Linked DNA regions of Mus musculus: regions 1 and 3 are each linked to region 2. The links are chromatin loops, found by intact Hi-C in ENCODE. Cell type or tissue: heart. All regions are shown on one strand.

The links. Peaks named below come from ENCODE experiments on the same cell type or tissue, not always from the same donor. Only the 100,000 strongest peaks of a DNase experiment are listed, where the experiment ranks them.
Region 1: a loop joins it to region 2, with 6 times the contacts of the local background. A loop is called at or near these places in 14 of 42 quality-filtered maps.
Region 3: it touches region 2 in a loop (2.7-fold over the local background); 11 of 42 quality-filtered maps call a loop at or near these places.

The regions. Positions count from the first base shown.
Region 1 is chr14:70,166,003-70,170,002 of GRCm38, reverse strand. It overlaps Pdlim2 (PDZ and LIM domain 2), which reads left to right. Exons shown (of 10, transcript NM_001253736.1): 7 at 1,959-2,038; 8 at 2,215-2,342; 9 at 3,796-3,913. Among named protein-coding and RNA genes, the nearest start is that of 9930012K11Rik, 8.5 kb to the right of the region's middle. In heart, a CTCF peak has its summit at 1,859 (motif pointing left); DNase peaks (open chromatin) are centred at 582, 1,892, 2,612 and 3,732; H3K4me3 peaks cover 803 bases; H3K27ac peaks cover 1,845 bases.
Region 2 is chr14:70,409,675-70,413,674 of GRCm38, reverse strand. It overlaps Piwil2 (piwi-like RNA-mediated gene silencing 2), which reads left to right. Exons shown (of 23, transcript NM_021308.2): 7 at 2,424-2,541; 8 at 3,169-3,293. Among named protein-coding and RNA genes, the nearest start is that of Gm24890, 17 kb to the left of the region's middle. In heart, a CTCF peak has its summit at 2,152 (motif pointing right); no DNase peak of the experiment used is centred here.
Region 3 is chr14:70,179,390-70,183,389 of GRCm38, reverse strand. Sorbs3 (sorbin and SH3 domain containing 3) reads left to right here. Exons shown (of 21, transcript NM_011366.3): 21 at 2,159-2,922. The coding sequence ends at 2,220. Among named protein-coding and RNA genes, the nearest start is that of Pdlim2, 4.6 kb to the right of the region's middle. In heart, a CTCF peak has its summit at 2,088 (motif pointing right); DNase peaks (open chromatin) are centred at 2,169, 2,569 and 3,899; H3K27ac peaks cover 442 bases; H3K27me3 peaks cover 1,094 bases.

The DNA of each region.
Region 1 (4,000 bases), 240 kb after region 2:
TAGTGTCCCATCTGAGCAAACAGCAGCAGCCCCTGAGAACGTCTATGGGAAAATTCGGATTCCTAGGGAATTTATTATAAACACAGATCTCCGGGGCCCCAGCCTGGACTTGCTGCAGAGTAGGAATTGGGGACTCAAGAACAGGAACTTGTGGGGTTTTTTTTTTTTTTTTGTTTTTGTTTTTTGTTTGTTTGTTTTTCAAGGCAGGATTTCTCCTTGTAGCTCTGACTGTCTTGGAACTCGCTCTGTAGATCAAGCTGGCCTTGAACTCACAGAGATCTGCCTGCCTTGGCCTCCTGGAGAGCTGGAAAGCTGGGATTCTGTGCTGCTGCTGCTGCTGCTGCTGCTGCTGCTGCTGCTACCACTGGGCCAGGAGCTTGTGTTTTGACAAACCTGTTTGCTAAAGTAGGAGCTGGGGTCAGGTGACAGGCAGGCCCTGGCTGGTCCCAGTGCTGCTGGGGAGAGCAGGATCCTCTTCCCCTCTCTCTGGTCCTCAGAGTCAGGCTCGGTCGTCCCTCGGGAACTCTCATCCCTCTCCCTCAGCCAGCTGCTTCTCCTCAAGCACCCTCTGGGCTCTTAAGGATGCATTCATGGAAAAAAACAAAAAAACAGAATTCCTCACCCCTCAGGCTGCACAGATGGCAGCAGGAGTCAAGAGGTCCACACTTCCCTCCTGAGTCACACTCTTAGCATCTCAGAGGCCCCAAGACCACAGGAAAGAAGCACACATATGGTCTGATTAGCTTCCCAACCTTGTTGTGCTACAGAATTTTTGCAACAAGGCCATGAAAATATAAGTGTAGAAAGGGTGAAGCCCTCCTGGGGCCAGGGTGGGGGGCTGGGCACAGAGAGGATCAGGTCAGGCTCTGGGCTGGCCTTTCTTTCTTTTTTTTTTTTTAAGATTTATTTATTTATTATATATAAGTTACACTGTAGCTGTCTTTAGACACTCCAGGAGATGGAGTCAGATATTGTTATGGATGGTTGTGAGCCACCATGTGGTTGCTGGGAATTGAACTCAGGACCTTTGGAAGAGCAGTCAGTGCTCTTAACCGCTGAGCCATTATTCCAGCCCCCTGGGCTGGCCTTTCTTACTGCCCTGTAAGTCTGGGCTCACCTGCCCAGCCCGACCACCAACTCCTAAGTGTATGAGCAGCTACACTCTGCAAATATTGATTCATGCATTTGCTGGGGGACATTGAAACCCAGTTCTCTCTCTCTCTCTCTCTCTCTCTCTCTCTCTCTCTCTCTCTGTCTCTCAAAGATTTATTTATTTATTATATGTAAGTACACTGAAGCTGTCTTCAGGCACACCAGAAGAGGGCATTCGATCTCATTACATATGGTTGGTGAGCCACCATGTGGTTGCTAGGATTTGAACTCAGGACCTCTGGAAGAGCAGTCAGTGAGTGCTCTTAACCGCTGAGCCATCTCTCCGGCCCGAAACTCAATTTTCTTCTTCACTGTTGAGTCTAGAAGCTTGTTTCCCGTCTGCACCTGGAGTACATTCTTTACACATTTGTACTTCCATGCCCTTGTTGCAAGATGATTGGCTTCCAGGCATGCTTGCATTTCTGTTTCTTCTGTGGAGTAGGAGGCTGGCCACATCTCTACACAAGTAGCATGATCTACTATATTGTGGAATATATCGATATATCTAAAGGGTGTCTGTGTGGCGTGCCCACCCGACGTCCTCGTTTTGCTCCTTGTGGGATTCCCAAGTGTAACTTAAACATCTCTTTATCCGGCAATGGGCGTCTCTTCCCTTATGGGATCTCATCCTTGGTGCCTTGGCTATGAGGGCAGGGCACAGGGTACCCGATACCAGTGGGTTGTTGGAGGCTAGGCGCCCCCTTGCGTCGATTTTGAGAACAGCATCTTGTAAAGCACACAGAACAAGCTGGCCACCAGGGTGGGGGTGGGTGGACTGACTCCTCCCTGCCGTTCTCCTCCCACAGGCCGGCCACAGCAGCCCAAGCGACTCCGCAGTGAGGGTGCTGCTCCATTCCCCAGGACGGCCCTCCAGCCCTAGGTTCAGGTACTAGCAGGTCTTGCAGAGTTGGGTGAGCTCCTGGAGGGTCTGGACGGGACTGGATTCCTAGAGAGGGATGCGAGTCTCCGCCCCTTAATCCTCTCATATTTGTCTGCACCGGGGTGTGTCCCAACATCATTGCAGGGTCCTTATTCCTAGTTGTCTCTTCTACTCTTCCACAGCAGTTTGGATCTGGAGGAAGACTCAGAGGTGTTCAAGATGCTGCAGGAGAACCGCCAGGGACGGGCCGCCCCAAGGCAGTCCAGCTCTTTTCGACTCTTACAGGAAGCCTTGGAGGCTGAGGAGAGAGGTGAGGCCTCTAGGCTCTGGATGAAGTAAGGCTCCTTGGACTCTCTGGAATGAGGCCAAACAGACTAAGGAAGTAGCTTAAGGATCCATGGCAGAACTAGGCATTAGGGGGCATATGTCAGACACCAGTAAGTAAGAAGCTTACGTTCTGGTTGGGGTTACTGGGTACCCTCAGAAAGTGGTGGGTGGTACTAGTCAGAACCAGGAAAACAAGGGAGTGGTCAAAGCAGGGACTCTGGGTTGGGTCTCCAGGGAGGGCTTCTTGGAAAAAGAGGGATTTGATTTGGCCCTGAAACAAGATCCTAGACTCCATCAGCTTTCAGACAGTGGCCTGGCAGGAGTACTATGGAATGTGGAGGCCAGCAATCAGAGCGTTGGGTTATGTTCACTAGACACTGGATTGGCCTGGTAGCAGGGGAGGGTGTCCGGGGGAACTAGCTGTGCTGAGGCAGGGGCCTTGGAAGCCAGAACAAAGAACACTATGCCACAGACTGTCATGCCAGGCGAGGTAGCTCTGCAAACAACAGAGTACAGTCAGTTGCCTGTTTACTCATTGGAAATACACCGGTGTGTTTATCCAGTGGAACAGATATGTAGAGTATACCCGACCTCGACCCCCGAGGATTGGAGATATGGCTCTAAGAAGTTCCCACAGGTGTGCATACAGCAGTGGGATGCATGCTATCCCTCCAGGAAGTCATGAACCCTTTGTAGCAGCAGACAAGAACCCTGTCTTGTCCACAGAGAGGATGATGCTGGCAGAATAGGGCTTGGAGCTGCAGAATAGCCGGTCCCCGGCAGCTGGTTACAACTCTGTGTAGTGATCACAAGGCTGTTTGCGGGAACACGGGGCTAAATAAAAAGGTTTTCCGAACAAAGCCTGCCCATCCTGACTCTGAGGTCTCTATGGGAGGGGTCCCAGGGAGATTGGTAGTGGGTCGGTGGGGGGAGAAGAGTACAAACGTAAGGTCACTTCTTGGGTGCCACAGAATCTCAGCTGAAGCTTGGACAATGGCTGCCCAGTGCTTTTGTGCTTCATCTTAGTGTTCTCGCTGGCTCAGATGCAATGATGTATATAAATGTCCTTTGAAAGGGCCGAACAAAGACACTGTGATGGTCTTATGACCTAGTATTGTCTGTTTACATCATCATGACTGGCCCATGGAGAGACAACACCTACTTGTCTCTGGCAAACACTAGGCACAGACGTTCCCAGGTTGCTTTGGAAGGATAAGGTTCTTCATCAGCCTTTGCCAAGGCTCTGCCTCTTCTCCTTTACTAAGTGGCATCCCCACTGGCACTCTAGAGGCCCATGTAAAAGTGGGCCTTTGGCCACAAGAGCGGGCGTGTCCTGGGGAGGAACGGAGGAATGTCATAAAATGCCATTGTGTATAGCTGGATACCTCTGTGGTGGACAGGCAGCTCTCATGGACTCTGTCTCCTACCCGTCCCAGGTGGCACACCTGCCTTTGTGCCCAGCTCGCTGAGCTCCCAGGCTTCCTTGCCCACCTCCAGGGCCTTGGCCACTCCACCCAAGCTCCACACCTGTGAGAAATGCAGCGTCAACATCTCGTGAGTATTGGGGGGGCTGGGTGCCGAGCATACCTGGGGCTTCCAGGCAAAGCTGGGCCATCAGTCAGGGACCCTAGAGGGCAGCAT
Region 2 (4,000 bases):
ATAAAACACCTCCTCCCTCAATTTGATTTTGGTCGTGGTGTGTTATCATAGCTATAAAAAAAAAAAAAAAGCAAACTAGGGCAGGTTCAAGCATTTTACTGACTGAGCCTAGCCCAGTTGGACTTTTGAAGCCATGGTGTGAAGGTGATGTAATAGAGAAGATACTGATAATATGGAAAACCCTGATGTGGTACAGGAGTTGCCTGTAGCTCTGTTGCTTCCTCATGGAATAGGAACAGGGAGGGGAATGCCAGAATGTTGCTCTAAATGTGCATAGGTGGGGTTTGTCCCAGTCTGAAAACCCCAAATCTGAAATGCCCCAGAATCTAAACATTTTTGAATGTGGACATGAAGCTCTAAGTAGAAAATTACACACCATGAAACTTTTCATATACAGACTTGTTAAAAGTATTATGTAAGGGGCTGGAGAAATGGCTCAGTGGCTAAGAGCATTTGCTGTTCTTGCAGAAGGTCAAGGTGTTCCAAGCACCCACATGGTGATTCACAAACATTGGTAACACCAGTCCACAGGGGTCCAGTACCCTCTTCTGACTTCCATGGTCATCAGGCACATATGTGTTACATATACATATAGTTATTCTGACCTCCATGATCATCTGGCACATATGAGCTACATATACATGCAGTTAGGCAAAATATTCATACACACAAAACAAATCTAAGCCAGGTGTAGTGGTGCAGGAATTTAATCCTAGCATGCGGGAAGCAGAGGCAGGCTGATAGCCACAAGGCCAAGGCTAACCTGGTCACACAGTGAGTTCGAAGCCAGCCAGGGCTACTAAATAAAGACCCTCTTTCAAAAGACAATGACAACAAAACACCCCTAAGCCTAAAAAAAATTTTTAAATATATATAAAATTACTTTTAGACTGGGCATACACAAAACGTGAGTGCATTTCATGTTTATACTTAGGTCTCATGCACAGGATATTTTATTATGTATATGCAAATACTCCAGGATCAGAATGCTTTGGATTTAAGCATTGGCATGAAATGTACTCAATCTGCATATGAGGGAAATGCTACCATGTGAATATTTAATATTAGGGATGCCAGTTGAATTTTGTTACGTCTTCCTATACTTGAACACACTTGGATCTTGTTTTTAATCTTGGATTTATTCACACTTTACAGTTGCAGAACAAGATTGTGCCCTAGTGTATATGGTAGAACAATCATTGATAATTAGGTAGCTGTTACAATTTGTTAAGCTGCCAATTTGCTGCAGTGAATAATATAAAGTTTAAATCACCATGAATGAAAATGATTACAATCTCATTTTTAAAGTACCTTATGGCAGGATATTGTGGTTCGTGACTTTAATCCCAGTACTTGAAAGTCAGAGGCAGGTGGATCTCTTTGAGTTCAAGGCCAGCTTGGTCTACAAGAGACTTTTGTCTCAACAACAAAACAAAAGCAGTTTAGTGGCTGGAGAGATGGTTTAGAGGTTAAAAAAACAACAAAAGCTTGCTATTCTTGCAGAGGACTGAGTTCAGTCCAGCATCCATATCAGGTGGTTCACAACCCATATAATTCCTGCTCCAGGGAATCTGCTACCCTCTGCAGATGCACATAGTCACATGCATATAGACATAAAAATAAATCTCAAAAAGAATTCTTTAAACAAGTGGGGGGAACACTTTAAAAGTGTGTGCCGCTGAAGATTGAGAGCAGGGGTTGGCAGACCACAGTCAGCCCAAGGTCAGGCCTGGCTCACAGCTTGTTTAACCGTGAAATTGTATTGAACTTTGCCATACTTGTGCCATTCTATGCTATGATTTTGTGTTTTTATAGCAAGAGTGTATGGCCATGTAAAGTTTTAGATACAATATGGCCCCTTACGGTGTTCTGATCCTCTGCTTAGAAGTCTAGAAGGATATAAATGATGTGTAAAAGCAAGCTGTCTAGAATTATGGATTTTTGTTTGTTTTATTTTGTTTTGCCTTCCCTCCAGATCTTTATCAGTTGCTTATAGAGGTTTTAAACTGATGATCCCCGTGCCTCAGCCTCTCATGTAGCTGAACTGCACGCATAAACTCTAAGCCTGGTAGATTAGTTACATTTTCTAATGTTTCTACTCCAGCAGGTATCCTTGAGACATTCTTTAGTTAGCTGTGTAATTATAAATATGACCACTAGGTGGAGTGCAGGTACAAAAAATGCTTCTTTTTTTTTTATTAGATATTTTCTTTATTTACATTTCAAATACTATCCCCTTTCCTAGTTTCCTCTCCGAAAGTCCCCTATACCCTCTCCAACCCACCCACTCCTGCTTCCTGGCCCTGGCATTCCCCTGTACTGGGCAAAAAATGCTTCTTGAAGTCACATAACTTACTGCGCAGCTTTGGTAAAGATTGCTGTTTGAGTCAAACTGAACTAAAATCCCCTTTGTTATTTTGCAGCCCCAGTGTGGAATGCAAAAGCATGAGGTTTGGCATGTTGAAGGACCACCAGTCTGTCACTGGAAACGTCACTGCTTTTGATGGCTCTATTCTTTATCTTCCTGTTAAGCTTCAACAAGTGAGACCCAGTGGAGAGTGTGGTGTGGGTGAAACTCCGGTGTGCTCTGAGGGGTTGAGTAGTGGCAAAGTACACATTTTCTGGACAGTTTGCTTGACAGAAGGCAGATTTCTGCAGAACACAGCAGGGATCAACCCCCAGCCCCACTCCAGCTTGCGTTTATGAAGTAACGTTTCTGATACGTAAATGGACTGGTAGGAAGTGGACTGGTAGGAAGCATTGGGTCTCTGACAAATCACTCAGATTTTCAACGTCAGGGCTCAGCAGTAAAGAACACCCGATTCTCCTGCAGAGAGCCCAGTTCATCTCCTACCACCCATACTGGGTGATCCGGTCATCCTCTCCAGGTCCAGGGAGCCAAAGCCCTCTCTGGCCTCCTTGGGTATATATATACCTGTATATACATGATACATATACATAACGTCAATTAAAAACAAAACTAAAGATTTCAGTGTTCAACTTTGAATCTTATTTATTTTGTTTGTTTGTTTATTATCACACTGATTTTGCCAGCACAGGCTGTGAAGTGAGGGGAAGTAGAAGCTACCTTTTGGGCTCTAGAACTGAGTTAGGGTTAAGGCTGTGTAGCGTTGTCATTTCTCGTTACTGTACATGTTTATTTCTTAGGTTGTTGAGTTAAAAAGTCAGAGGAAAACTGACGATGCCGAGATCAGTATCAAGATTCAGCTGACAAAGATCCTGGAGCCGTGTTCTGACCTGTGCATCCCCTTCTACAATGTTGTCTTCCGGCGGTAAGGAAGCTGCTGCAGGCTGTGTCTGTAACTCGCCATGGTGGGAATAAGGCTCCCCAGGAGGTGTGCGTGGTGCCACACACAGTGTGTGCCTGTGGGTGGGCTTGGAAGCACATAATGAGTGATCTTAGTATCAGCTCATTCAAAAATTACCTCTCACTCGACAGGTCAGGTGTGGGTTCCTGAAGTTAGGTGTGTGGGTAGCTGAGTAGGCAGATGGAGTCTTTTGGATTCGATTAAGAATTTTTCAGACCGGAGTTTGTTTTTGAGACAGGATTTTGTATAACTCAGGCTAGTCTCAAACTTGATGTGTAGCTGAGGATCGCCCATCCTGACCCTCTTGCTTCAGCTTCCCTAATGCTGGGATTATGATGACCACACTCAGCCAAAACAGACATTAACATGTGAAGCACTCCTCAGAGTACAGAGATATTTGGTGAGAGATAGCTTCTACACTTTAAAAAATTATACATAGTTTATAGTTGTTTATCTCCTTTTGAGGGGCTCTCAATTTTATACAAGAGTTAATTCCAAACTATCTCATTTGATGAACTAGAACCTACAGTGAGCTGCTGGAACAAACGCAGTTCCCTTGCTGGGCTGTTCACAAGTTGGAAACTAGTTCATCTGCATTCTCTTTAGTTCATGGTGGTCAGTAATATAATTAAGCTGGGAGATAGCCCTGGGTCCAGTGAGCTGGGTCCTGA
Region 3 (4,000 bases), 230 kb after region 2:
TCTCACACCCTAGTGTCCTCTCCCCTGCTCCCACCCCACCCCACAAGCTGAGAAACAACCTAAGATGTCAGCCAGCCTGGCATATGCCTTTAATCTCAGCACTCGGGAGGCAGAGAGAGAGACCAGTTCTCTGTGAGTTTGAGGCCGGCCAGGTTGACTTCCAGGATAGCCAAGGCTATCCAATAAAACCCTATTTCAAACTCCCCCCACCCCCACAAAAGATCTCAGCCCTTCACTACTGGCCCAAGACATTGTACTTCAAGGACTTAAGACCTAAAGCCTCATGCTGATCTTGTCTGGTGCCCGCTGACCCACTTACCAGATTCCCTAAAGTGGGCACGCCTTGTATACTCTTGGCCAGGGAGAGAAGAGAATGGCTAAAAGCCCTGACTTCTGACAAGCAGACTTTGGAGCCCAAAGGATTAAAGCGCTACCTCGGCAGAGGTCACTGGGTAGTATAGTCTTTTCTTTCTTTCTTTCTTTCTTTCTTTCTTTCTTTCTTTCTTTCTTTCTTTCTTTCTTTCTTTCTTTCTTCCTTCCTTCCTTCCTTCCTTCCTCTCTCTCTCTCTCTCTCTCTCTCTCTCTCTCTCTCTTTCTTTCTTTTTTGTTTTTTGTTGTTGTTTTTTTCGAGACAGTGTTTCTCTGTGAGTTCCTGGCTGCCCTGGAACATACTCTGTGGACTAGGCTGCTCAAACTTAGAAATCCGCCTGCCTCTGCCTCCCAAGTGCTGGGATTAAAGGCGTGTGCCACCACTGCCTGGCTAGCCTTCCCTTTCTAATCTGACTTTCAGCGGCTCAGTGCCAGGCATTTTTCTCACACCATGGGAGTTAGAGGTCCTCACTGCTTGTTTTTCTCATGTGTTGTAGAAAAATATTAACCTCAGTCGGGGGTTTCTACCCCCACCTTTGATCATTCAGTTCCCAGGTAAAAGACACACAACTTTTAAATGTATAATAAGACAGCATTAGATCTGGGCCTATATTTACTCTCTAAGCTATTAGTATCTACTTCCCTATCAATAACCCCAAGTTATAATAGCTTGCCCTGATTTATCTGGGCAGCTCTTACTCCAACTGGTCAGCTCTCATGGCCAGTTCTCACAATCCCTTACCTCATGGCATCTTCCTCTCCTCCTCTCTCTTCTCTCTTGTGTTCCTACCTCTGACCCCCAGCTGGGGAACCAAAGCCCCACCTACATCTCTTCTGCCCAGCTATATAGGCTGTTAGCATCTTTATTCTACCAATGGTTTTAACCTAAGGAGCAAGGCTACATAGCATCCCTTGGTGTGCAGGATGATTTTCTCATCCCTGGGGGCAACCAGACCTTGAAGGACAATATTTAGCATTACAACACAACAATATGCTAGGTAGTGGTGGCACACGCCTTTAATCTCAGTACTTGGGAGGCAGAGGCAGGAGGATCTCTGAGTTTGAGGCCAGCCTGGTCTATAGAGTGAGTTCCAGGACAGCCAGGGCTACACAGAAACCCTGTCTCGAAAAACAAAACAACACAACAACAACACAGCAATAGACCAAACCTCAACACTCACCCTCCTTTGCTTTGACATTTCTTTTAAACTACATATGAAGTTTTGTAGACTTCTATTGACAAGAAGAAAACACACCCTTTCTATAGCAGAAGCCGTAATGTTATGGGGAATGGCTTGGACCTGTGCCTCTGATATTGTATCCAGTAGCCACATGTGGCCAGTTAAGTGTAGATTAGTTTTAAAAAGATGGAAAATAAAAATCCTAGCCCCCTTTTCATACTAGTTCATTTCAAGGACATTCCCTTCCGCACCCCAGGACAAGTTTCTCCAGCAAGTCAGAAGCCAGCTCTACCCCTAGGCAGCCCAATGGTCATCTTTGAAATGAAGGTGTTCTATTATATCAGTGGATTCCTCCCTATAGAAGATCTGTGATCCATCATCTCAAGTCCTGTTTGTTTGTTTGTTTGTTTTTGTTTGTTTTTCAAAGAAGCACGGAGTTAGTGCTGTGCAAAGTTGTCTTGGTTGGTTGGTTTAGAAGTGCAGCGTTGTTTGTACCGCTAGGGGGCATGAATGAGGCGAGGCAATCAAGCCCTTTCTCTGCGAGCTAGCAGTTCCAGGTACTGTCAGCGGAGGGCGCGCCCTAACCCGCGTAACGCCTTCTTTTTCAGGTGTCTCCCGGCGAACTCAGAAATTTGGGACATTCCCTGGAAATTATGTAGCCCCAGTGTGAGTGGTCTCCATGGCAGTTTGGAGCCAACGAGGATCGGGAGGGGAGCAGTAGCACTATGGGAGGGAGAGAGGCCTTCCATAGCCTCCTCCCCAGGACCTGTGCTCCCAGCTTCTGCAGAGACCCCAGCAACTTTCCCTCCAAGCCTCCTTGAAGTCCGATTCCCACCCCGCAAGTCACAGGCATTCCTTTGACAGCCCCCTTCACCGCCCCTCAAATACAGACATCTGCTTTCATGTGGAGACTGTCTCCAGGCCTTATTGAGACCAGACCCCTAAGCCTCCAACCCCCCAGCATGTCCCCTAATGGGGACTGGCTCTCGCTTCACCCCCATGGGGTTCCTCTAATAAGGACCAGCCTTCTACCCTGGTGGAGACCAAAGGCCTCCTCCCGTTTCTCATCAGCTTGCCTGCTACCACTTTGCCTTCTGGCCTCCAGCTGGGCCAGGAAGCAAGGTGGGAACACCTCCTCGGCCTTGAAGGCCCAATGACAGGCCTTGCCTCAAGGCCTTTCCTTCTCAGAGCCTCCTGAACCCCTGGGTAGGGCCTCCCCATGTACCCTGCCGACTGACTGAGGCACACAACTTCCCTGGCTTATCAGAAGATTCATTTACAGGGAGACAAGCTTGCTGCCCTAATTCCCAGCTCTCCCCAGTGTCCAGATCCTCTCTGGAAGAGACTATAAAATAAACGTGGGTGCCAGGGACCTGCCTGTCTGCTTCATTATCCTTTGGGTGGGCATAGGGGGAGAGGCTGGGAAGGGGGATTCTGTCCATTTAGGAATGTGGGATTTCTTTCTGTCATGGGTTGTAGTCCGAGCTAGGTGAGCAGGGGTGACAGGCAGAATGGAGCAGCTCCAAGCACTAGAGGTACTAAGCACTAATGCCAGCAGGGACAGGGCAGGGCCTGATGGGAGAGTCCAGGGTTGGGGGCTGAGATATGTTCTTGATTCTGGAGCTGTTACCACGAGGTTGCCGGAACTTGGTGACATTTCTAACTATTCCCCACTAAAGTTTTCCTTCTCTGTGCTCCGTTGATACACCACACCTTTGTGGTTTTCTTCTCTGGGATCAAGTCTTTGTGCATTCAGTTTGGGAAAGCTGGGAGTGGGTGGGGCAGAGGTGGTCGAAGTAACTCTGCTCACCCAGGGCTTGGTGGCCTCTGGGGACATTAGCACATCCTGGGCCTGGCCTTTCCTCCAGAAAAGGAAAACTCCATTCTGTCTCTTGGTGAGTCAGAGTCGTACTCTGTGACCCAGGCTGGCCTGGAATTGGAGGTCAAACTCCTCCTTCAGCTTCTACGGGAGCCACCTCAGCGGCTGATAGAAAGCACCATTCTTGGCTGGGGCTGACAGTTGAGCAGGCAGTAAGGTGCTACGCACGTGTCACCTAACCCAGACAGTACAACTGGTGACAGGAGAGAAGCTCTGAACTTCAGAGGCTGAATCCTCAATGGAGGTTGGCATCAGCTCAACCTTATCACTGCCTACCGCCTGCTTACCAAGTGCCCTGAAATCCCTGTCCAGAGGCCCCTGGAGCAGGAGAATCACGTCGGACTTGGGGAGGGACTAGGGTTGGACTGCCTCTATATTTTTCCTGGTACTCTTGGCTCCTTGACCTGTCACTTAAGGTGCCCTTATCTGAGGCAGGGTTGATGACGGGAAGAGTGATGCACCAGATCTGTCAGGACTGGGGAAAGCCTAAGTGCACAGGGCAATGGCCTGGCCCTGGCTGGTTTCTTGAGCCTGGGTGTGGCTTGGACCCTAGCCAGGATGGTTAAACAGC